Linked DNA regions of Homo sapiens: regions 1, 2 and 4 are each linked to region 3. The links are chromatin loops, found by intact Hi-C in ENCODE. Cell type or tissue: mammary epithelial cell. All regions are shown on one strand. Each heading gives the region's core, and the rest is flanking DNA. Links, peaks and the distances in the headings are about the cores only. Region 1 has its middle 28 kb from the start of RSL24D1. Region 2 has its middle 88 kb from the start of RSL24D1. Region 3 holds the start of UNC13C (unc-13 homolog C). Region 4 overlaps UNC13C (unc-13 homolog C).

The links. Peaks named below come from ENCODE experiments on the same cell type or tissue, not always from the same donor. Only the 100,000 strongest peaks of a DNase experiment are listed, where the experiment ranks them.
Region 1: a loop joins it to region 3, with 8 times the contacts of the local background. A loop is called at or near these places in 18 of 110 quality-filtered maps.
Region 2: it touches region 3 in a loop (7-fold over the local background); 19 of 110 quality-filtered maps call a loop at or near these places.
Region 4: a loop joins it to region 3, with 14 times the contacts of the local background. A loop is called at or near these places in 5 of 110 quality-filtered maps.

The regions. Positions count from the first base shown.
Region 1 is chr15:55,165,892-55,171,804 of GRCh38, forward strand. No RefSeq gene overlaps it. Among named protein-coding and RNA genes, the nearest start is that of RSL24D1, 28 kb to the right of the region's middle. In mammary epithelial cell, for the core only: a CTCF peak has its summit at 2,649 (motif pointing left); a DNase peak (open chromatin) is centred at 2,630.
Region 2 is chr15:55,105,941-55,111,853 of GRCh38, forward strand. No RefSeq gene overlaps it. Among named protein-coding and RNA genes, the nearest start is that of RSL24D1, 88 kb to the right of the region's middle. In mammary epithelial cell, for the core only: a CTCF peak has its summit at 3,136 (motif pointing left); no DNase peak of the experiment used is centred there.
Region 3 is chr15:53,974,193-53,980,105 of GRCh38, forward strand. It overlaps UNC13C (unc-13 homolog C), which reads left to right and starts at 4,249. Exons shown (of 33, transcript NM_001080534.3): 1 at 4,249-4,735. It overlaps LOC124903495 (a long non-coding RNA gene), which reads right to left. Exons shown (of 2, transcript XR_007064646.1): 2 at 3,158-3,353. In mammary epithelial cell, for the core only: a CTCF peak has its summit at 2,829; no DNase peak of the experiment used is centred there; H3K4me3 peaks cover 572 bases; H3K27me3 peaks cover 397 bases.
Region 4 is chr15:54,267,706-54,273,618 of GRCh38, forward strand. All of the region lies in intron 10 of UNC13C (unc-13 homolog C), which reads left to right. Among named protein-coding and RNA genes, the nearest start is that of UNC13C, 290 kb to the left of the region's middle. In mammary epithelial cell, for the core only: no CTCF peak of the experiment used is centred there; no DNase peak of the experiment used is centred there.

The DNA of each region.
Region 1 (5,913 bases), core at 605-5,604, 1.2 Mb after region 3:
CCCGTGGCAATCAGTTCTAATTTCATTGAAAATGCTACATGTTCAGTCTGTCCACTTTCCTAGATCCCCTTTTTCTTTCCTGGCAGAAACCTTTACCATGTGGTTCCCACGGGGTTATTCCATATCCTCCCATATTAGTCCATTCTCACGTTGCTATGAAGAAATACCAAAGACTGGGTAACTTACAAAGGAAAGAGGTTTAATTGACTCACAGTTCTGCATGGCTGGGGAGGCCTCAGAAAAATTACAATCATGGCGGAAAGCACCTCCTCAGGACGGCAGGAGAGAGAATGTGCCAGCACAAGAAATGCCAGATGCTTATAAAACCATCAGATCTCGTGAGACTCGCTCATTAACACGAGAACAGCATGGGGGAAATCGCTGCCATGATTCAATGACCTCCACCTGGTCCCACCCTTGACACGTGAGGATTATTACAATTCAAGGTGAGATTTGGGTGGGGACACAGAGCCAAACCATATTGCTTCCTTTCCCTAAGAACAGGATCAATCCAGATAACCTGAATATTCCATTCCCACTGACCACAGTGATTGGTTCAGATACGAGAATGGGACCCACTCATACCAATCAGTCTGGAATGCCAAGGAAGAGAGTCTCTTGCCACTGGGTGGTAAGTTGGAAGAGTGTGAGTTCAGAGCTCAATTTGCCATCTTTCCCCACATACACAGCTGACGGACAGAGTGTGTGCACCCTGACAACACCACAAAGTGTCTGGCCCCTCGTACCTGAGGCTAACTGCACATCTGGTCTTTTCAGTATGGAATGCCAATAAGTGCCTTCTTTCTAGAAGCTCTTTTGAGTTGGGTTTCTGTCACTAGAAATCACAAAAATTCTAACACATTAGGGCAGTTAGTTGTCTACAGAATTCTTTGATTATGTGTGCCCCATCACTAAAAAATTTTGCTCACCCTTAGTATATGTACATTTATTATATACTTGTATTGTGGCACAAACATTACAAAGCATACACAAAACATATATGTTATAAAAGGATGATTAAAAGCTAAATATAAATAATAGCTTAATGTTTTCTTTCTGAATCCCTTTGAATTACCTTGCAAGCCCCTGAATAGCCACATCCCACTTTAGAGACCACTTCATTAAAGAATAGTACCAACCTAATGGTTTACAACCTGAAGCCATATTGGAAGGCTTTTCTTCAGAATGCCAGTGTTGTCAATAATATGACTGCAGTCTAACAGAAACCTGCAGAACCAAATTCTCCTATTATAAGCAGATGCCCGATCATTAGCTTTTAATTATATATTTAAATTGCAAATATTTCAAAAAAGAACAGCATTCCAAATTGACACATCTGGAACTCCGTGGAAAGGGAAAATGATCTAAGCAATAATTCTGGACAGAGCCATGTCTACTGTCTTCTACCTAGAGAGCAAACAGGAAGAAACACTATTCAGTTTCCTGAGGTCTGTGTGGAGGCAATCAATGCAGTAAGAAGAATCATAGCAAGAGTGTGAAGGCCCATGCCTATGAAGAAACACCATCTTTGTACTTATAAACTGCTCAATAAAAGTTTCCTAAACAGAGTTAGGAGGATAAGAGATATTGGGCAGTACTGAGAGAAAAATCAGAGCTCAGGACTTAAAAAATAAAGCAGTTTCTATTGGTGATGCATTCTAGCCTGTCGCTTTGCTGGTGATTGGTAGAGATGAAAGTCATTGAAACTTGGAAGACTGGGAATTTTAGAAAATGGGATGATGAGGAGCTCAATAACGTCCTCTCCTTTTCAAGGCCATCGCTGAAACCCTCGCTGCCCTCCCCATGGAATTAACTTTCTCATAACTTGACTTTGGTGCCTGTCACACTGTGTCATAGCTAGGTGACCTTCATCTAGCTCTTTCACCTAGCTGTAGGTATTTTGACTACATTTCATTCATCTCTGCATCCCTAAGGCTTGCTTAACACAGGACGGGGCAACTTCTGTGATGAACAAATGCATGCATTACCCAGCTGAGAGCCAAAAAAAAAGAAATTTATTTAAGGCTTTTGTTTGGCAAGAGATAAAACAGTAAGAACTCCAATGTACAAGGAATACCATTCCAAATAGAGAACTTTCTCATCTCTACCTGAAGATGTAAAGTGGATAAGAAATGGTGAGCCTTATGTGAGTCACTTTAAACCCATATGTGGTAAGACCTGCAGCCTGAGTCTACTGCTTCAAAAGGCAAGAGGTACCTTCTTATACCTTCTTATGCCTTCTCAATGACACATTAAAATAAGGAAAATAAAAATGGAAAATATTCAATATATGTGATAACCTCTTTACATGCATCAACAAAAAATATAAATATGTACTATCATCTCCAATTTACAGATGTGAAAACTGAGATTTGCAGAGGTCAAATAACTTACCCAAGTTAACAAAGTCAAAATTCAAACACAGAATTGTGTGACTTCAAAACTGTGCTTTATTAGAGGTTTCATTTGTTAAGCAGCCCCTCTCCTCTAGGTGGCCCTAGCTGTAATCCCTCTCAACCAGGATGCAGGATTTGATCCTTGGGTCCTTGTTGACTACGTTCCCATTTAACCCCTTTGCTGACTGACATCCTGTCTTTCTGAGCCTCTAGGATTGGTAGGACAGCACCTTTAGGAGTCCTGATTCTAGCAACTCTCTGCTGCCCCCACCTGGCACCCAGAAGCACATACTTGATCATTTCAACCTAATAAATCCCTCACTAGCACTATCCAATAGCCACAATATGTAGCTAAGTTTTCAAGAAGCTACATTAACAAAGTAGAAAGAAATGGATGAAATCAATTTTCATTACTTTGTTTGGGACAGGGTCTCGCTCTGTGGCCCAGGCTGGAGTGCAGCGGCCTGACGTGATCTCGGCTCACTCCAACCTCCAAGTCCCAGGCTCAGGTGATCCTCCCACCTCAGCCTCCCGAGTAGCTGGGACTACAGGCGCATGACACCACGCCCTGCTAATTTTTCTATTTTTAGTAGAGACGGTTTCGCCATGTTGCCCAGGCTAGTGTCAAACTCCTGGGCTCGAGCAATCCTCCACCTTGGCCTCCCAAAGTGCTGGGATTACAGGTGAGAGCCACCACGCCTGGCTACATTTTTATTTAAACGTATATATCCAAAATATTATTTCAATACCAAAAATTAATGATATTTTACACACTTTTTCCATCAAAATCTGGTATATATTTTTACAATTAAAACACATCTCAGCACCATGGGGAAAGGTATATTTAAACACACACACACGTAATTAGCCGCTTTTTAAGCACTCAGTTACCACGTGTGGGCTAGTGGCTGCTATAGTCGACAACTTACCCTGAGACACTAAATCCACTTTTCATGTCTGGTGAAATAAGTAAAGTGTTTCTGTCTGGAGAGAAAATGGCATTACCAAATTTAAATACTTAGCTAATGTGTTCCACCAAATCAACCTGGATTATGATAGAAGTCTATTACTTGAGAGGCAATCTTAATATAATGAGGAAAGCACGGGCTTACTGGTCAGATGATCTCAAGTTCAAATCCCAGCAAAACCACAGATGAAAGGATCTTCACTAATTGTAATTGTGAGAAAGCAGGCATTTATTTAATGGAAAATTAACACTCAGCAAATGGATAACAACTTGTGGTACATTTATATGATGGAATATTATACCTCATTTAAATTAATAAGCTAAGTCTACCTGTATGCACAACATGGATATAACAATAATAATGTTTCGTGAAAAAATATGATACAATAGGACATCCTCACATGAGATCATTTTTTAAAAGTATAAGTACTTGCAAAATAATATAATATATTGTTTGTGGATATAGACTGACGAAGCTAAATTATGAAAACACGCCTGAAAAGGTAAATATCCACTTCAGAAGAGTGGTTCTCCCCCCACCCACCACCCCCACCGCAGAGAGCAGAGAAATCTGCTGGCCCCTCACAGGGGACCAAAGGAAGGATGCTCTACAATCGGGGAAAAGGGGCTATAGGCCCTGGGAAAGTTGGCTTGCCTACCTGCTGCTCTTCTCACAGAAATGCCTCTTTTTTTTTTTTTTTTTTTTTTTTTTTTTTTTTTTGGAGACTGAGTCTCGCTCTGTCACCCCAGGCTGGAGTGCAGTGGCACAATCTCAGTTCACTGCAATCTCTGCCTCCCAGGTTCAAGTGGTTCTCGTGTCTCAGCCTCCTGAGTAGCTGGGATTACAGGTGCCTGCCATCATGCCCGGCTAATTTTTGTATTTTTTTTTTTTTAGTAGAGAAGGGTTTTCATCATGTTGGCCAGTCTCACCTCGAACTCCTGACCTCAAGTGATCCAGCCGTCTCAGCCTCCCAAAGGTCAGCCACCACAACTGGCCAGAAATGCCTCTTTAAAAAGACATCTGATGAAATACTATAATTTCTAAGTGTTTGAATGTTGTTATAATTATTAATCATTGACACGTTAATCATTTCCATTTAGCTTCTTATCAATCACTACAATTCTTAAGAATAAAATGTCTGCCCAGAGATAAGAATGTGGAGTCGGAAGATGCTTTATTACTAGAAATATTAAATCAAGATGAAATTGCAGAGTTGTTCCAAGACAAAAATGTAAAGGCACTTTCTGGCCCTTTCTATTGAAAACTAAAAGGAATTTGAAAGGGTAGTTACTGCTGTTAATGTTTCACTGCGCGACAATTTAAGGAATTTACTTTGTTATAATACATCTGACATTGCCTCAACTCCCGTTCCAATCACAGAAATGCCTCCAATAAAATACATGCCAGGAATTAAAAACACTTTATTATTATCATTATTCCTTTAAAGGGGATATGGGGAGTTCTTTGTGCAGTCCTTGTGATTTTTCTCTAAGTTTGAAATTATTTCAAAATAAATTTTAATTTAAAAAAAGGGGGTGGTTCTCTAGGGGTTCTCTGAATGGAGAGAAATGGAACACAGTGTGGAAGGGGAGACTTCAACTGTATTTGTGATGATTTATTAAGAAGGAAGAGGAGGAGAGGGAAAAGAAATTCTAAGACCAAAACTCGGGCAGTTAACAAATGACTACACGTCAGGAAGCCCCTTGCCTGAAGAACACCATTTGTTCAGCCTCTCTCTCCTGTTAGTTTTGAAGGAGCAAACCCATCCAGTGCAATTCTTTTTTTTTCTTTCTCTCTCTCTTTTTTTTTTTTTTTTTTTTTTTTGAGATGGAGTTTTGCTCTTGTTGCCCAGGCTGGAGTGCAATGGAGCAATCTCGGCTCAACACAATCTCTGCCTCCTGGGTTCCAGTGATTCTCCTGCCTCAGCCTCCCGAGTAGCTGGGATTACAGGCATGTGCCACCACACCCAGCTAATTTCCTATTTTTAGTAGAGATGGGGTTTCTCCATGTTGGTCAGGCTGGTCTCGAACTCCCAACCTCAGGTGATCCGCCCACCTCGGTCTCCCAAAGTGCTGGGATTACAGGCGCGAGCCACTGCGCCCGGCCACAATTCTTAATCTAGAGAGTTTCAGACAAGCTCCGAACCAAAAATCTGTTTTCCAAGGTAGCCCACCTTCCCACATGGCAAATCTGTCCTTCAACGACACTGGCTTGGAGAAGGTTCGAGAAGCACAAAGGGGTAATTGCTAAATATTGAACTTCCTAGACAAGTCTGGGAAGAAACAACTTTCTGAACCAGCTAATAATTTAAGTTAAATGGAGCATGAAAAGGAGTGCCTCCACAGTTTACTCAATCTGTAGGATTTCTACAGAAAGCTATACCCAGAATAAGAAATTTTTTAGTAATTAATGCAAAGTCGCTTGTCCTGCAGGCACTTGGATTTTAATACAGTGCTTACAGAGGATTTATTCCTAGACATCTTTTTTAATCAACATCTCCTAACCCATCTGTGCTTCTGCAGTGAGGTTTCTAATGCTGAAGTGCTATG
Region 2 (5,913 bases), core at 267-5,266, 1.1 Mb after region 3:
CCCACAGGGTCCCTCCATGGGGATTATGGGAACTATAGTTCAAGATGAGATTTGGGTGGGGAAACAGCCAAACCATATTAATGCCGGAGACAGGCTTAGGGGTCCTGTTGATAATGCCACTGGGAGGTTGCTGAGGCTCCCCTGTCTTACAGCAATAGACTCAAGTCAGAACAAGGCTTTCTATGGCTGTCCTCCTACTACATGGGCCAGACCATACATCAAACTGACACAACTGGCACATGGTGATTATTAGTAAAAGATGAGTCCAAAATGGTATTCTATTGAGAATAAGGAGTGATATAGTTTGGATGTTTGTCCCCAACCAAATCTCATGTTGAATTGTAATCTCCAATGCTGGAGGTGGGGCCTGATGGGAGGCGTTTGGGTCATGAGGGCAGATGATTCATGGCTTGGTGCTGTCTTCACGATAGTGAGTTTTGCAACATCTGGTCATTTAAATGTGTGACACCTCCCCCCTCACTCTCTCTTTCTTCTGTTCTTACCACTTTATGTGCTTGCTCCCCTTTTGCCTTCTGCCATAATTGGAAGCTTCCTGAGGCCTCTTCAGAAGCAGATGCTGCTATGCTTCCTATACAGCCTGCAGAACCGTGAGCCAATTAAACCTCTTTTCTCACAAATTACCCAGTCTCTGGTATTTCTTTATAGCAGTGCCTGAACAGCCTAATACAGAAAATTCTTACCAAGGATTGGGGCATTGCTATAAAGATACCCGAAAATGTGAAAGCACCTTTAGAACAGGCAACAAGAAGAGGTTGGAAGAGTTTGAGTGCTCAGAAGACAGAAAAATTAGGGAAAGTTTGCGACTTCTTAGAGACTGGTTAAATGGTTGTGACCAAAATGCTGATAGTGATATGGATAGTGAAGGCCAGGCTGACAAGGTCTCAGATGGAAATGTGAAACTTATTGGAAACTAGAGCAAAGGTCATGCACTTTATGCCTTAGCAAAGAACTTGGCTGCATTGTGCCCCTGCCCTAGGTCTCTGTGGAAGTTTGAACTTCAGAGTGAAGATTTAGGGTATTTTGTGGAAGAAATTTCTAAGTAGCAAAGCATTTACAATGTGGCCTGGCTGCCTCTAACAACCTATGCTCGGAGGCATGAGCAAAGAGCTAACTTAAAGCTGGAAGTATATTTAAAGGGGAAGCAGAGCATAAAAATTTGGAAAGTTTGCTGCCTAGGCATGTGGTACAGAAAACAAAAGCATTTTAAGGAGAGGAATTCAAGCAGGCTGTGAAGCAACCACTTGCTACAGATATTTGCTTAACTAAAACGGAGCCAAGGGCTAATATGTAAGACAATTAGGAAAAGGCCTCAAAGGCACTTCAGAGAACTTCATGGCAGCCCTTCCCATCACAGGCCGAGAGTCCTCTAAGAGGAAAGGATGGTTTTGTGGACCAGGACTCCAGCCTGGGTAATGAAGCAAGACCCTGTCTCTAAAAATAAATAAATAAATAATAAAATAAATAAAAGCACTACTTTGTTTTCTTTATCTATTTCTTCCTTGGGAGAAAGGAGCAATTGTTATCTTTTTTTTTTTTTGGCCCTTCATATTTATTTACATGTTCCATAAATTATTTTTCTTATAATTATTTTGTAGGTATGCTCTAAGATAAGTTCTCTAAAACAAATAAATCTCACTCTACATCTCTTCTTTGCTTTTCCCTATCCTCATTCCTTTTGTTGCTGGATCCTCAAAGGCCTCATTCACCTTTTCACACATTCTCCTTTACAGATACTCTCTGCCTCTGTTTCAGCTGACTTGCCTGGCCGGCATATCTGCTGCTAGTTTCACATGAATACATTCTCTTACAACCTTCTTGTTCTAACACATATGACTCTTTTCAAAATCACAGATACATTATTATCCTAAAAGAACTCAAGCCCAAGAATCCACTGAAGTCGTAATTTGAGTGAGAGTTTAGGCATTTTTTAATTGCCTCAAAACAGGTGAGTTTGGCTTATTTTTTTCAAGTGCAGATGAATTCAGAAGGAAGAGCTTAAGCATGCCCTGCTTAAGAGCACTTTTATATTGCTATAACAAATTTACAAGTCCTGACATAATTACTTGTTTTTGCTTTTCTTAGATAATGTATCTGTAAGTTGTTTTTTTTACGAGATGCTTTAGACCCATGGCAGTGAAAATCACCTACTTACCCAACCAGCTGTAACAGTCATACATTACCCAAAGAGATAAATCTGAAACAAATACCAGAGGACTGGAAACCTATTGAGGAGAGGTGTAGAGAATAAAGAGTGAGTGAGTTCCAGGGCTAGAATACAGAAGCATACAGTTCGGCCATATGCCTAAAGCAGTTGTGGGAGCTGAGAGGAGCCCATGTGACCAGAAAGCTGCTGAAGATGTCTTCCAAACTCAGTCAATCCCCACTGCACCAGCTTCCTCCCTCTCCCACCTTCCCCTAACCATTCCAACAGATCTCTGGGGAGAGGAGTGGAAATAAGACAGGGGACAAAAGGCAAGCCTCGTATCCAAAGATACCGAGGAAAGGAATAGCAGAGCATAAATTAACCCTAAAGGGTAAGTCTTCAGTTCCCCCAAAGACTGTAGAAACAGGGCCCACTTCAACCTCTGAAGGAAAATAGAAAGTAAGAAACTGAGGAAGCTAGGGAGAGAAAGAATCAGAATTCCAGCGGGGGAAGCAAAATGTTCACTCAAAACTAGATATTGTATCATCAGCATTTCTTTTATTCCAAAGTCTTCCACAAAGTTAAGTCATATTACTTTCCAAAGCCGGCCTTTGGGTAATTTAAGTACTTCCACCATCGCCACTGGGCAAACTGAAATGTATCAGGGAAACAGAGAGTGCATGCACATTAGGTGGTGTCAGCCCTTTGTAACTGATCAGCAGCCAGCGTTGAAAACTTTCTTTGCGTAGAATTCAGACCTAAGAGATAGCTGATGAATTTTTTCATTTCCATGTTTTTTTTATTCCATTGTGTCTCAGAATTAGTGAGGTTTTTTTTTTTTTGTTTTTTTTTGTTTTTAAAAGCTGTGTTCTGCTTTTTTTTTCATCTGAAGGCTGGTAAACAGGCTGCTCCGGCCTCTGGAAATTTATCACAAATAGCCCAGCGCCCTCTATCGGCCCCCCTGCCACACTGCCTCTTGATGGCCTCTGCAGCTACCTCGGTTGTTTTAAACATTCTGCAACCACGGCTCTGCCACAAGTGATAAATTAGTGGCTTCAGAAAAGTACTGTTCGGGTTGAACACAAATCATTTGATAAACAAAATCAGAAATAAGTAATGGACTCTAAAATCAAGCAGTAAAATTATTTATGGTAGGGTCAATTATGTCATTTTCCTCTTTTGAAAACATTTACTTTGATTTTTCTTAAAAAACGGCTTTGTTACATGGCCGAATTGCCAATAACTGTGGCTTGACACAACTTGCTTCAGAAGCAGACAGTGAACTGACTCAAATCTAACCAAAGTGACTCAGCAAACAGCACGTGATAAGAAACTGACATGCTAGCCCATAAGAGAAAAAAAAATAGAACAAATTTTCTCCAGGTTCACATCACCTTAAGACTGATAGGGAAATGGGTTTAGGACTGTCATCAAGTGAGAGGAAGAAGCTCCTTAGGGAGGACAAGTGGACATTTCAGAGATTAACCTCTTCAAACTCCTAAATAATCATTTCTTGGCATGTACCTTTAACCCTATAGTCCTTGACCCTTGAGTTGTTTTTTAAAATGGCATAGGAAGGCCCTTGTTTGTTGTTTGTTTCCATAGAAGACTTTGTCCTCTATACAAGGTTCATTTTACCCCCATACGTGAAGAAATTAGGACTTCTAATTTTTCTGCAAAAAAAAAATAATAAGAGTAATTTCAATCTGGGACCAGTTAAGTCTCCATATAAAACGGAGAAAGGACATCACCTCCCCACCTCCCTTTCTGATTGATCTGTTCCTAGGGCTTGAGACCTCCTAAGTGAGATTTCCTTGCAACACAATACAGATATCGGGAAATGACTTCTTCTGCCACTAAAATAGTGGATTGTGGTTGTGCCTCAGCAATGTTGAATCGTTTATGTGCTAGGCATTGGACAGGGGTTGGAGGAACAAAAATAAATAAAACACAGTCCCTACCCACAAGGATCTCACTCATCTAGGATACAAAGACAAGTGAACATAATTAGAATATAACACTAAACTCAATGATAAAAATACACAGAGAGTGGGAGCAGAAAAGGTTCAAGCAAGACTCATGATTTCAAAGCAGTAATTTGTACTGCACCCCCAAATTCCTCACTTTCATTCAGTGAGGATCTGGAGACTGCCTGGAGTCCTCTAATTCACCGAGGAAAGAGCTGGGGATAAATATGTTAACTGAAGTATGATTTTCTCATAGTCAGAAACGCATCAGACATAAAAAGCAAGCTATTCAGAAACACAGGAGAGGAGTTTCAAGGAGAGGATGATAGGACATGTCAGATGGAGACGAGGTCAAGAAAAATTCAGACTGAAAGGATTGCTGCATTTGGCAGTAAAAAGGTCATTGCTGAGTTCAAGACAGTCACTTCAGTAGAGTGATGAATACAAGATGCCAGGTTCAAAGAAGATGTATGTAACAAGGAAATAAACACAGCAGGCACAGATGCTATTGTAGGTCGCTAATACAGAGGCATTCACCGTAAGTGAGTGCCACAGGAGGCAGCACAGGGGAATGTTTTCCTTGGGGACAGTAGCCCTTCCTGTGGGGCAGAGGCTGAGCATGTGGGCTCTCCAGTCACAAGCACCTGGGTTCAGGTTCCAGCTGTGCCACATAGGTAATCTAGCCACAGCAGGCCTCTGTCAAACGGGATCATCACAGCACATACCTCATAGAAAAAAATACCTAGGATAGAGTAAATCCTCAGTGTAGAAACTGGAAAGGAGTCAGAGAAGCCACCATATGCCTTCAGTTCTAAAACTCCTATTTTAACATTTCTGAAATCAGGATACATTACAGTTTGTCAGCATTTTCCCCTCTTAGCAGAACATAAAATAATGACTCATGTAACCATCAATGACATCTTAGGTTTAATGGAAGAGTTAGTCCCTAACCCTGAAGCAGTTAAGTAATTGGCCTAGCTTTATGCAAACTGGCTCATAAAGAAATGTTAAAGTGAACATTTTGCTTAAATTCATGAGGGTTTTTAGAAGTCTTCTGGGTCCTGGCCAGGCACGGTGGCTCACGCCTGTAATCCCAGCACTTTGGGAGGCCAAGGCGGATGGATCACCTGAGGTCAGGAGTTCCAGACCAGCCTGGCCAACATGGTGAAACCCCATCTCTATTAAAAATACAAAAAAAAATTGCTGGGCATGGTGGTGGGTGCCTGTAATCCCAGCTACTCGGGAGACTGAGGCAAGAGAATCTCTTGAACCCGGGAGGCAGAGGTAGCAGTGAGCAGAGATCACGCACTGCACTCCAGCCTGGGCAAGAGAGTGAGACTCCATCTCAAAAAAAAAAAAAAAAAGTCTTCTGGATCCTTGCTATTCATAGTATGCTCAACAAGCCAGCAACATCAGCATCATCTGGGAGCTCCTTAGAAATGCAGAATGCCAGGTCCTATCCCATACCTATGGAATAAGAATCCTCATTTTAACAAGGCCTCCAGGCCAGGCATGGTGGCTCATGCTTGTAATCCTGGCACTTTGGGAGGCTAAGTTATGGGGATTTCTTGGGCTAGGAGTTTGAGACCAGCCTCGGCAACATAGTGAGAGACCCCATCTCTACTAAAAAAATTTTTTAATTTTCTGGGCATGGTGGTGGTACGTACCTTGTAGTCCCAGCTACTGGGGAGGCTGAGGTAGGAGGATTGCTTGAGCCCAGGGGTTTAAGGCTCTAGTGAGCTGTGATTATGCCACTGCACTTTAACTTGGGTAACAGAACAA
Region 3 (5,913 bases), core at 574-5,573:
TATTGTGTTACTGACTCACTATTGTTGGAATATATAGTTAGAAGGTTTGTTCTGGCACAAATTTGTGAGACAGCTGGTGAGAACTAAGGGCACCATTTGGACCAAGAAATAGAACAAAGCTAATTGGCTACACAGGGACTCAACCCGTGTCCTTAGCCTCATTAACTCTGTGCTTTACTAAGCAAGCACACTATTATTCACTCACTCATCAACCTACCTTTTATGAGTCTAGCCTTCAGCTGGGCATTGGTGATATAAAAATGAATGAACCATGGTCTCTGCCCTCAAGGAGCTCGCAGTCCAGCAAGGAAAATCAGGCAGATGAGTAAAATAGTAGTTAGCATACTGTATAATAAATCAGTGCCACAACAGAGATTTATGAAAGCGCTTAGAAGGCACTGCCAATACTGACTGGAGAAGTACAGCATCCATATCTTGTGACAGAATTTGTTGAGCCTAAAATTTTACTTCTTAAATCACTTAGATGCATTTAAATCCCACAGTTGAAAAATAATCTCATTCCTCAGTTGGAAAAGTCAAAAGCACTTTTTTTTTTTTTTCATTTAAACAATGAACATTTATTATCTCACAGTTCCTGTGGGCCAGAAATTCGAGAATAGCTTACCTGGGTTTTTCTGCCTCAGGGTTTCTCATGTGGTTGCATTTAGCATGTCAGCAGTGGTTGCAGTCATTTGAAAGCTTGAACATGGTTAGAGGGTCAGCTTCTAAAATGGCTCATTCGCATGCCTGTTGGCAGGAGGTCACAGTTTGTGTCTGGCTGTTGGCAGGAGTCCTTAGTTCCTTGCCACGTGGACTTCCCCCTAGGCTGCTTGAGTATCCTCATGACATGGCAACTAACTTCCTCCAGAGTGAGCAAACCAGAGTGGGCAAACAGGAAGTGGCAGTACCTTATGTGGCCTAGTCTCTAAAGTTACATACTGTCAATTCTACTCAAAAGTGCCATTTTAAAGTGACCCATACTTTAATGGAAAGCTTTAATTTAAGAACAGAACTTAACGTGTGTTTTACTACCATGTAATCTATGCTAGGCACATCTTTCCAAATTGCATAAGATGGTTTATTTCCAAATAGTCGTTCTCCTATACATTATTTACTTATATAGAGCTAGAAATGCCAACTTGCTGTTTTAAACATAATCATATTTTTCTCCGTAATTATCTGGACAACTAATCCATTTTGCCAATCCATTTGCATGGAAACAGAGAGCCAATGATTGGTCAGAGTATTGTTTTTTAAAAAATATAATAGTGAGGTTCAATGGTTGGTTACCAATTCCCTAAAATAAAGATCGAGGTTTTCTAAAACACTGAAAACACAATTCCATGCACACAGGATTGGTTTATGCTTTTTCAAGGATTCCTCTATTGCTTAAAGCCAGATATACAGGCCATGACACAATTCTACAAGAATGACCCCTTTACTTGATTCTTTTGGTTTAGTCAAGCTTCACTACTACTGTACTAAAAAATAAGCAGTGACCCAGGTTCCTTGCTTTTCTTCCACCTGAACCATAAATGAGACAAATGATCTGGCTCAGCTTATGTCTTGGGGTATGAGAGGTGAATGGTACCCTAGAGGTTTTATTCTTTCTGAAATGACTGCTGAAGCATTTGGAGGAGAAATGATCTTATTATTTAATCCAACCATCTATAAGTTTTGAGGCATGTACCTATGGATGGGGTGAGTGTATAAATAGAAATTACTTCTTATCCTGTGTTGTTTAATGTTATTAATTCAAGACTTTGAAAAGCTCCGTAGAAACAGAATGCATCTTACTGATAAGAATGTGGCTCTTACTGTTGAAATCTCATCGTTGTAATTACACATTATTCAAATCAGGTACTCAGTAGTGAAAACTACTCGTCAAAAGCCAAAACATTTCTACTAGGGATTTTGATGTCCCTGCAGGTCAATAAAGTCATAAAGCTCTGTCACTCTAACGGCAACATATTTTATTAGCAGCCAGAGTCCCTCACATACATGTTTCCTGCCACTTTCAGAGATGTAAACAATTTCCATTTTGAAATATATGACCAGAATCCTGATTATTAGAGCTTAGCACTGCATTCATTAAAACACACATGCTGGCATCGAAGCATTCATGAAACATTATTTCTTCTTTCCAATAAAAACTAATGATTACCACCCCTGGTGTGATTCATTTCCTCTACGAGAATATTTGAATTAGAGCAATATTTTCAAACTTTTCATGGCACTACATACATGGTGTTTTTTTTTCTTCTTTCTCTCTCTCTCTCTCTCTCTTTTTTTTTTTTTTTTTTCAGTCTTGCTCTGTCGCCCAGGCTGGAGTGCAATGGCGCGATCTTGGCTCACTACAACCTCCGCCTTCCAGGTTCAAGTGATTCTACTGCCTCAGCCTCCTGAGTAGCTGGGATTACAGGCACCCGCCACCAAGTCTGGCTAATTTTCCTACATACATGTTTTATAGACCGCTCATGGTTAGAATCATCTTTCATTTATTTCCTTCTGTAGGTTTAAACATTTACATCACTGACATTAAATCCAAATTTACTGAAGACGTATGCACATTTACCTTATTCTGGGTGCTAGGGTCTCTCAGCTGACCACAGCTTCTGTACTTTGCAGTGGTTATTTCACACCAAAAAGTGAAAACAGATTCAGTGAATAGGTGTTCTTTTCTCTATGTATTAAAACACGTTCTTCAAAATAGTGTATTGGCTAGCATGAGTTTTTCTGTATAAAAAAGTCAAGTTTCGCCCTATCAGGTGCTTCTAGGTCTAACCGGTTTTCCTGTGCTACTCTCCAGTGTTACAGCCGGGGGCAGCAGAGCTTTGTCCTGCCTGCCACTCCCGTGATGAGTGAAGGCAGGAATAAGACTGCCCTGGTACTTGCCCCTGATGCAGATCATTAGACCTTGAGCAGCTGCTCAGGTCCATTAACAGTCACTTAAGCAGCGGGTAAGGGAAGCTGTGCTGCTCTGAATTAAAGGTGGGGCTGATAGCTGGGAATGGGGAGGGCTCAGCTGCTAGTACCCAACATATATATTGTGTCACATTTGGGGACACTTTTTTAAACATCATGGAGAGGTTATTTATTGGTTGTCACATACGGTAGGTGAAATGTTTTGCCACAAGTTTTGCCACAAAATGCTATATCCGGTTTAACTGTTTATTTTGATGGCAACTATTATTATTGAATATTTAGGTGGAGTCAATTCTAATGTCAGTCAAGACATATTCATCCCTCCATGTACTGAAAAATGCCATACAAATCTGTATATATGCTTCCTATACTGTTTAACCACAGCTGCTAGTTGACGTTCTTCAGTCCTGGAAATATCCTTCCATTTTCTAAAAAGCAAAGAAAAGTAAAATTTTAAGTAAGCAGTAGAGCAGATGTAGCTTAAAACCTCCAAATTATTTCAGGCCTCAAGCTGCTTTAAGGCTGTATTTTAAGATTCAGTACTTTTTTATTTGTTTCAACAGGAGGATTAGAGGATTGAAAATGCTTTATTGATGGAAAGTGGGAACTGTTACTCCCCCCACCTCCTCTACTCAGCAAAACTAAAAGAGAAAGCAAGTCCATTCAATTCCCAGCCAGATCTTTAAAATGTTAACATCAAATGAAAAGACATTATTCCTAAGTGAGAAGAAAAACCTTTGCATCACTGTAAGTTACCCATCATTTCCCACTTTGATTTATGCATGTGTCATTAATTGAAATTGTTCAGGAATCACCTTCAAATGGTTTTCCACAAAAATAAGAGGAAAAACCAACTGGGATGGGATATCAGTATCTCCTCTATTTAAATACAGGGTCCTGTTAGCTGCATTTGGTGGCTAATAGGGAATGATACTGTGTGCGGTATACTTTCATAATTCCAAGTACAGTCAAGTACATCTAAAACAGTCATTGTTGAATAACATGGGTAATTTAGTATTATCCACGCTATTCCACTGGCAGAATTGGCCATGACTGTCTCCTAGGTCATCATCCAGCGATAAAGGGAAGATAGGCTGAGGAAGCTCTGGCATTCAGGCGTCTCCCAGCGATGAAGCTGTGTCCCACACAGTTAGTTGTCAGTGCGGTGGTGAAGGCCACACCTGGCAGTGGCTACAGTGCGTCTCCTGTGAGCAGGGGCTGTAGCTCACCCTCTCGGAGCTACGCCGTGCTACGGCGGCAGGAGAGGGAGCCCGGGCGCTCTCGGTGGAGGAGGCTGGGGATCGCAGTGCCGGTGCTGCATTCAGAAAAGACTCAGCCGCAGCCGGCGATGTGTGAAGTTCCCAGCACGCACTCAGCCCGGCTGCTCCTCACCCTCAAATGTTGATGAGCCTGGGCGCTCCTCAACACACGGGAGAGATCCCATTTTGCTTTCTGGGAGAAAGAGATGAGAAATGAGCCGCGGAAGGTATTTGGCAATGAGAAGAGTGAAAGGCAGTTTCTTGCCAGCAGCTAAGTTGTAGAATTGCTTCGGAGGCTACCCGGGAGTGCGATAGAATTGACAAGAAAAGAACAGACACCGTTGCAGACCAAGGCATGCCTGATTGCACGAGTCGGATCCCTGGGACGCAGCTTCCACTCCTGTTCTAACTATTTGTGATTGAAAAAAGGAAACGAGACTAGAAACACAATTGCAAGTGGTGTTCCTAAAAGGAAAACACATACACTCCAAAAGGAGGGGAAGAACAACCCAGTTGGCGTGCACATTTTTTTTTAAAGGAGAATTCCTCAGGTATGTTCTTTCCTCCGTTGCACGCACTGCTTCATCTGCATGCGATTTTCTGTCTGTATTTTCCTGTCCCTTCTTTTTGTTTGCACTTGGAAATCACAACCATGGGGTTCTCTTAGCGTAGCAGATATATTTGTAAAATCTCGGCTCTCCTGTTTTTATAATGTACATGATTCTATGGAGCATCATGACTTCTCAGTCATTGCTTTTAAAAAAAGAATTCAGAATGATAAATGACTGCTTAGTTTCCAGTCAACTTTCAGGAGAATATCTACATAGGGACAAATAGGGTTGAGATGAAAGGCTGGGATATTCCATAACCCCTCGGAATTTTGGAAGAAAAAAATAGAGCTCAACAGAGAACAAAAGTTGAGGGCTTCTAGGAAAGGGTTAAAAGCCAAGATGTCATACACTAGTGTGTCACCCAAGTGTTTTTCCAGCTCAGCATCCAGTCTGAAGCAAAAGAAGCTTTACCAATGATTTTTTTATTTCTAGCTCTTCATCAGTTCTTCAAGAAGAAGATCCTGCAGATTTACTTTCAAGAGATGAATTGCTTAAATTGTGTGCTTGGTTCTGTTTTACAACTGTTCTGTGGTGCTCAAGGAGGCAGTCTAAAAAAATCCCTTTGGTCCAACAGCATGAGTAAACCCTAACTTCTGCAATTACATCATCAATATACTTGTATCATCAAGAGTAAGACAGATATACAACAATAGTAATGTTGGCTGTCTTTAGTACCTAGACGGAGATGACAACACTTAAAAATCAATTTTCCTCGTTAGGCTTTTAAGGAAAAACAGGAAAGAGGTTTGAGGGTGGGTAATGCTTATAAAGATTAGTTTTAAAATACTCTGCATTTCTTTAAGAAGCTAAAATTGTAAGTTTATATAATTTTGAAATTAATAAAAAACTTAATGATTTTTAGAAAATCATCTTACCACCTTTTGCTCATCAATACTTTTCATAAAAGTGGGTTAAATTGTCAATAAATTAAATGTGCATATGTCTATATTAAATGAGATTTTCTGGAGGGGAGAAACGAGAATGAGAAAGTACTACATTTTTGTATATATAAAATATTTAATAGATTTTTAGTGTTAACACAGAGTTAATGCCAAAGCTCTAGGACCCTGGCTTTTAATTATTGTTGTTCCCACTTTCTTATGATTAAAAAGTTCAAA
Region 4 (5,913 bases), core at 615-5,614, 290 kb after region 3:
TCATTTGTACAATTGGTTTATGATTTCACATGGTGTAATATTCTTCCTTTTTCTAGTGTTTAGGGTTTGTTTAGCTGTTTGGGACTGTGGGTCTACAGTTTTCTTTCAAATTTGGAAACATTTGGTCATTATTTCTTTAAATATTCATTCTGCTGTCTGTTTGGAGGCTCTACTTGAATACATATTAGGCCTCCTGAAGTTGCCTCATAGCTCCTTGACACTCTGAGGACTTTTCTTTCTTTCTTTTTTTTTAAATTTTACTTTAAGTTCTGGGATACATGTGCAGAAAGTGCAGGTTTGTTACATAGGTATACATGTTCCATGGTGGTTTGCTGCACCTATCAACCCATCATCTAGGTTTTAAGCCCAGCATGCATTAGGTATTTGTCCTAATGCTCTCCCTCCACTTGCGCCCCACCCCCCAACTTTACTTAATTTTTTTTTTCTTATTTTTTTCTTCTGTATTTCACTTTGGATTGCTTCCATTGTGTGTGTTTAAATTCACTAAGCTTTGCTTCTGTAATGTCTAACCTGCTAAAATCTAAGCCACTGTAATTTTCATATTAGGCATTTTCTTTTCCATCCTAGGAAATCCTAACTGGGTCTTTGCATCTTCCATGCCTCAACTTAAATTTTTGAAAACATGCAGTATTTATGATAACTGTTTTGATGTCCTTCCCTACCAATTCTAACATCTATGTCCAATCTTGGTCACTTTTGATTGATGGATTTTTCTCCTCATTATGCATTACATTTTTCTGCTACTTTGCTTGCCTGGTAATTTTAGCTTGAATTGCAGACATTGCAAATGTTACTTTGTTGCTTGCTGGATATCGTAGCATCCTATAGGTATTATTGAGCTTAGTTCTGGACATACTTAAGTTACATGGAAATATTTTTGTGCTTTGGATCTTGCTTTTCAAATGTGTTAAATGGGAATGAAATAGTGCTCAATTTCAGGCTAATTATTCCCCATATAATGAAGGCAAGACTCTTCAGCATACTCTTCCTACTAACTCATGAATTAGGAGGTTTTGTCTTCTGCCCAGTAGAAATTAGTATGATTTCTAGGACTGGCTGTGTGTTGGGCACTATTGCATCAAACTTTTAAATCTTAATCTGGCCTTGGGCAGTTTCTTTATGTGCATGCACTTATCATTACTCAACTCATTTCTCAAGGGGACCCCTGTGCAGATTGTTGAAATCTTCCTTCTGTTCAGCTCTTTTATTTTTGATATTATGCCCTGTGACCTCTAGCTGCCTTGGTCTTCCCCAACTTTCAATTCTGTCTTTCAACTCAAAGAGTCTAATGGACTCTACCTTGGTTTCTTTTTTTTTTTAATTTTTTATTTTATTTTATTATTATTATACTTTAAGTTTTAGAGTACATGTGCACAACGTGCAGCAAACTATCTACCTTGGTTTCTATTCCTTGCACAATGATTGGAAAACTCCCTCAAGGCAATAAGCTGAAGTAATCATAGGGCTCACTTTCTTTCTTTCTTTGTTTTTCTCTCTCTCAGGGATCACTGTTCATCACTGACATATCTCCATTATATTGAAAACCACTCTTTGATATATTTTGCTCACTGCTTGATTTTTTTATGTGGGAGGGTATCTCTGGTCCCTGTTAATCCCTCTTGACTAGAATAGAAAGTCTGGAAACCTGAATTTGATTGATAAGCCAAAAACAAAATAAAACAGTATGAGAGCCAACATAGGGCATGTCAAAGAGAATAAAATTTCTAGAAATATTGATCCAGTTGTAATCAGTAAAATAAAATAGAAATATTTATTGTATTATTTTAATCCTTCAAAGGGTCCTCCTTGAGAAATCAACTGAGTAATGATAAGTGCAGCCAAATAATGATGCATGTGATAAAACTACCTAGGACCACCCAAGTACTTGATGTGACAATTCGCAGTGCTCATCCAGACCAGGGCTAGTGCTTGTTCCCACCAGACTGGCTAAAATGCATCATAGTTCATGGGGAAAGTACACAGAAGTACACACCGGAATGGACCATTAAACTATGAATTATCTGTATTATTATTGGCAGTTTTCATATAATTTTCCATGTTGTGTGCCTGGTTTCCTTTTGATAGGAGGCTCTATCTGTACTGGCAGTAACAATATATGTATTTTTTAAACATCATTTCAAAGAAGAAATTCAAATTTAACACTGTACCTGGCCATGCATGAACTATATATAAGTACATAATATTTCAAAATATTTTCCACTTTACTGATAAAATATTTATTAACTTTAAGTGAAGCTACACTTGTAATTCTTTTCTATTTGTCTCCTTTTTAAATGCCAACTTTTTTAACATTAGTTCTTTCTGTCATCAGTTTCCTGAATTCTGAGATTTTATTCTTATTATACAGGTTCTATATCACTGGCTCCAGAAATACTATTTTGAAGCTACCAGTGCATGTTTTCATTTATCATAAAAATGGCATGAGAATTGCAGAGTTACCTTTTCTTTATAAACGGTTCTCTTTTGCAGAAAGAAATGAGTTCACAGTGAATTTATGTTCAGACGTTGAAAAATGTATACACATCACAGATGAACTCATCCATACCTTCCCCTCCCCTGACAGTTCTGCCCTGTGAACTGGGGTGGAAAAATATATACTGACATTCTGAAAATAAGATGTTTTATTAATAGTGTGACTTTAACTTCTGAGCTTTAGCTTGTCTAATATGAAAAATAGGGATAATAATACATACCTCACAGAATTGTTGTGTTTTTTGAGGTAGATACTATATATGAATTTCATAGAACTTGTTAAGTGTTAAAAATGATAGCTGTATTATTATTAGCATTAATAACATGATTATATCTTTGTGCTGAGCTTCAGGTCTTTACACTAAATATGACAGTAATAGTCCCATGCCAAAAAAGTTCCAACTTGAATAGTGAGGCCAAGGGAGAACCAATGAATAGGTTGCTGTAAAAAGAAAAAAAAAATTCTACTAAAATAAGAATCAGAGAACTGAGACTGGGAAATGGATCTGAGAGATAGTTTTGTCCAACTTGCTCACTTCACTGATGAGAAAATCAAAGCTCAGATGGGTTGTAGTACATTCGACACTACAAAGTAGTGCCCTGTTGTGAAGCCACAAATAAGATACAAGCAGAAATTGGGAAGTGTGATTTTTTTTCCCCCTACATCCAAACTCTTCACTTGAAAAATTGCTGCAGACCTAAACAAGGCAAGCAATCACAAAACTGGTAAAATGAAAAGGTAGTTGAAATAATTTTTCAACTTTGGGATTTGGCCTTAATTATCCCCCCATTAATTGCACTTTAATGCCCTCTAGAGATTTTAATGCTAAATAATTTCAATTTTAATTTTATTTATCTTACTTTAAAACAAAGAGTTTGAATTTATAATCTTTAAAATACTATAGATGTTGTGTGATTTCAGAATGGGGCACTCTGGACAGCATTTGGAGAGAACAGAGGCATAACCAATTAAGCCCTTACAGAAATCTGAGTTACAAGGGGTTGTAAACAAATGTTTAATTCCTAAAATATCACGTGAAGATTAATTAAGATAACACATATGAAAGCACTTTGAAAATGATAAAGTGTCATATAAATCTAAGGTGCTGGTTATCTTTGCTCTTTGATACTGAATTGTATAGTTGATCATTTCATAATTAATTATGACCTTCAATTTCACTTTCCTTTGCTACTGTTAATGAAATGTCTTATGCTTATCATAAACCATTCCCTCAGGAGGAAAACAAGTAAGTCTCTCTCAGTGAGTTATAGAGAGAAAATGCCAGTATGGTCTGCCAGTTTGAATAAGAAATTTGAGAGTTAGGAGATGACATTTTCTTCATATGTTGATGCTGTTCTCTGAGGACTCTATAGTTGAGGCCTTGGTGCCTCCTTTTTGCAAACTTCTGAAATAAAAACAAATTTCATGCTGACTCCCTGCAAGAGTTGAGGTAGGTCATAAAGCTGATAGTAGATATGTGTTACTTAATCTGTTTTTAATAGATATTAACCATTGGAGTAAAGAATTAAGTTAATGAAAGTCTAGTCAACAAAATGCCTGTGATAGGAGTGCAAATGTGTCCTCATTTATAGTAGCATTGAATAGGCATGGGAATGGTAGTTAAGTATTCTACGTATGTAACCGACTGGACAATCAGCTCCACTTACTTCTTGGAGTATCCATTTAATTCCACCTAATTTCCTGAGTGACCGTTATATGTAAAGCACTGTAGTTAAGTACCATGGAAAGTATTGACTTAAAGAGTGATTCCACGTTATACAAAAAGCTCTCTGGCCAACAAGATTATAAACCTGAATACCAGTACTATTCTGGGTCTAACATGTTTCTGGACCAATCCTTAACCTCTTTGAATCTCAGTTTCGCCATGGGAAATGTGCTAAAAGTTATTCCCCATCTTGACAGACAGTAACACTAAACTCATAATGCTGTAGTTTAGAAGCATGATTGTTTTGGACCTTTTGAAGTATATGGCAGCCACGTTCAATTCCTAGCTACCCAGATGTGGTGCGCAGAGTGCCTCAGGCCCATGGCTCTCCACCGTGCCATGTGCTGCTCAGCCGGGGCTGAGTATCAGTTAAGCATAAACTAAGCTCTATAAAAGATAATTTATTTAATACCATATTTAAAATATTTTGATAGCACAGCAGACTAATATTTTAAAATGACAGCCTGAACATAATCATGCATCTGATTTATTGCCTAGATTACCAGCAGTCTTTTCCTAGGCTATGTGGGAAGGGAGTATTTCCTCAGTTGTCTGAGCCATTTTACAGTGATGGTACCAACATCAGCAAGTCATTTGTCACAGAAGATGGTTCCACAGTTTCTAAAGCAAGGAGTTTAGTCACACTTTATGGGATTAGAATTTATTTATTTATTTATTTCTCTTTTTTTTCTAATCATTGCCTACATTGTGATTATGTCTAGCAGCAGGAAAATAATAATAACCAATTCTACTGTTCGCTTGCTAAATGAGATTGAGCCATTACCTATCCACATACAGCGAAGCCAACAGAACAGAATTTACATTATCACTGCTTCTCACTAGAATCTAAGGGTTTTATAATAAATAGCGGAAGGAGTTATGGAGAGATCTAAATTGAATGTCATAAAATATAAACTTAGGGTCACCAAAGAGAATTAATTCACAGTCAGTAAACTAGAAAATATCAAATCAAGATGCATGTTTAGAGCTATCACTGTAATATTCCATAGGCAGGGGTGCAAGGTGCTATGAACTTGACTTAGTTTTAAATTGAGAACCAAACAGAACTTAAATAAAATCTCCCAGATCTTTAGGGAGCAGTTGGGGGTACAAACAGCAATCTTTGTGGGTAAAAAGGACTGTTCTGCAGGAATCTGTCTCAGTCAGAGGAAAGAGAACCCTCTACAATTAAACTAGTACATGGAAAACGGATTAGGTGAGGACAAATTTTAATATATGAGAACAGAAAGTCCTTGCAGAAACCAGGAAAAGCCAAACAAATTGTCCCAAGGGCAGAAATGATTATGCTTGTTTATTCCTCTCTTCTTCTCTGAGAGTTTATTCACCTATATCTGTTTTTCCATCTTTCCATTTGCACACACACTCCTTTCACTGTGTCCCTATCTCCCTCCTTTCCCCGCTTTTCCCTTTCCTCGCTTCTCTGCACACTGATCTGATTCTTGATCACTACTCAATAGATTTTCTTGTTTTTCACTTCCCCATGGTATATCATAGCCTTGGCCATGTGTTTCCCAACTCTAGCACTCAGTTTGCTGCTGGAAACCTATTTGGGTTTTTCAATAATTAGCTCAGTTCATCTTTACAAAGCACCATACAAGTCCTGGGTTATTGGTCTATCAATGATTGGAACATCTTAAAACTATCACTTGTA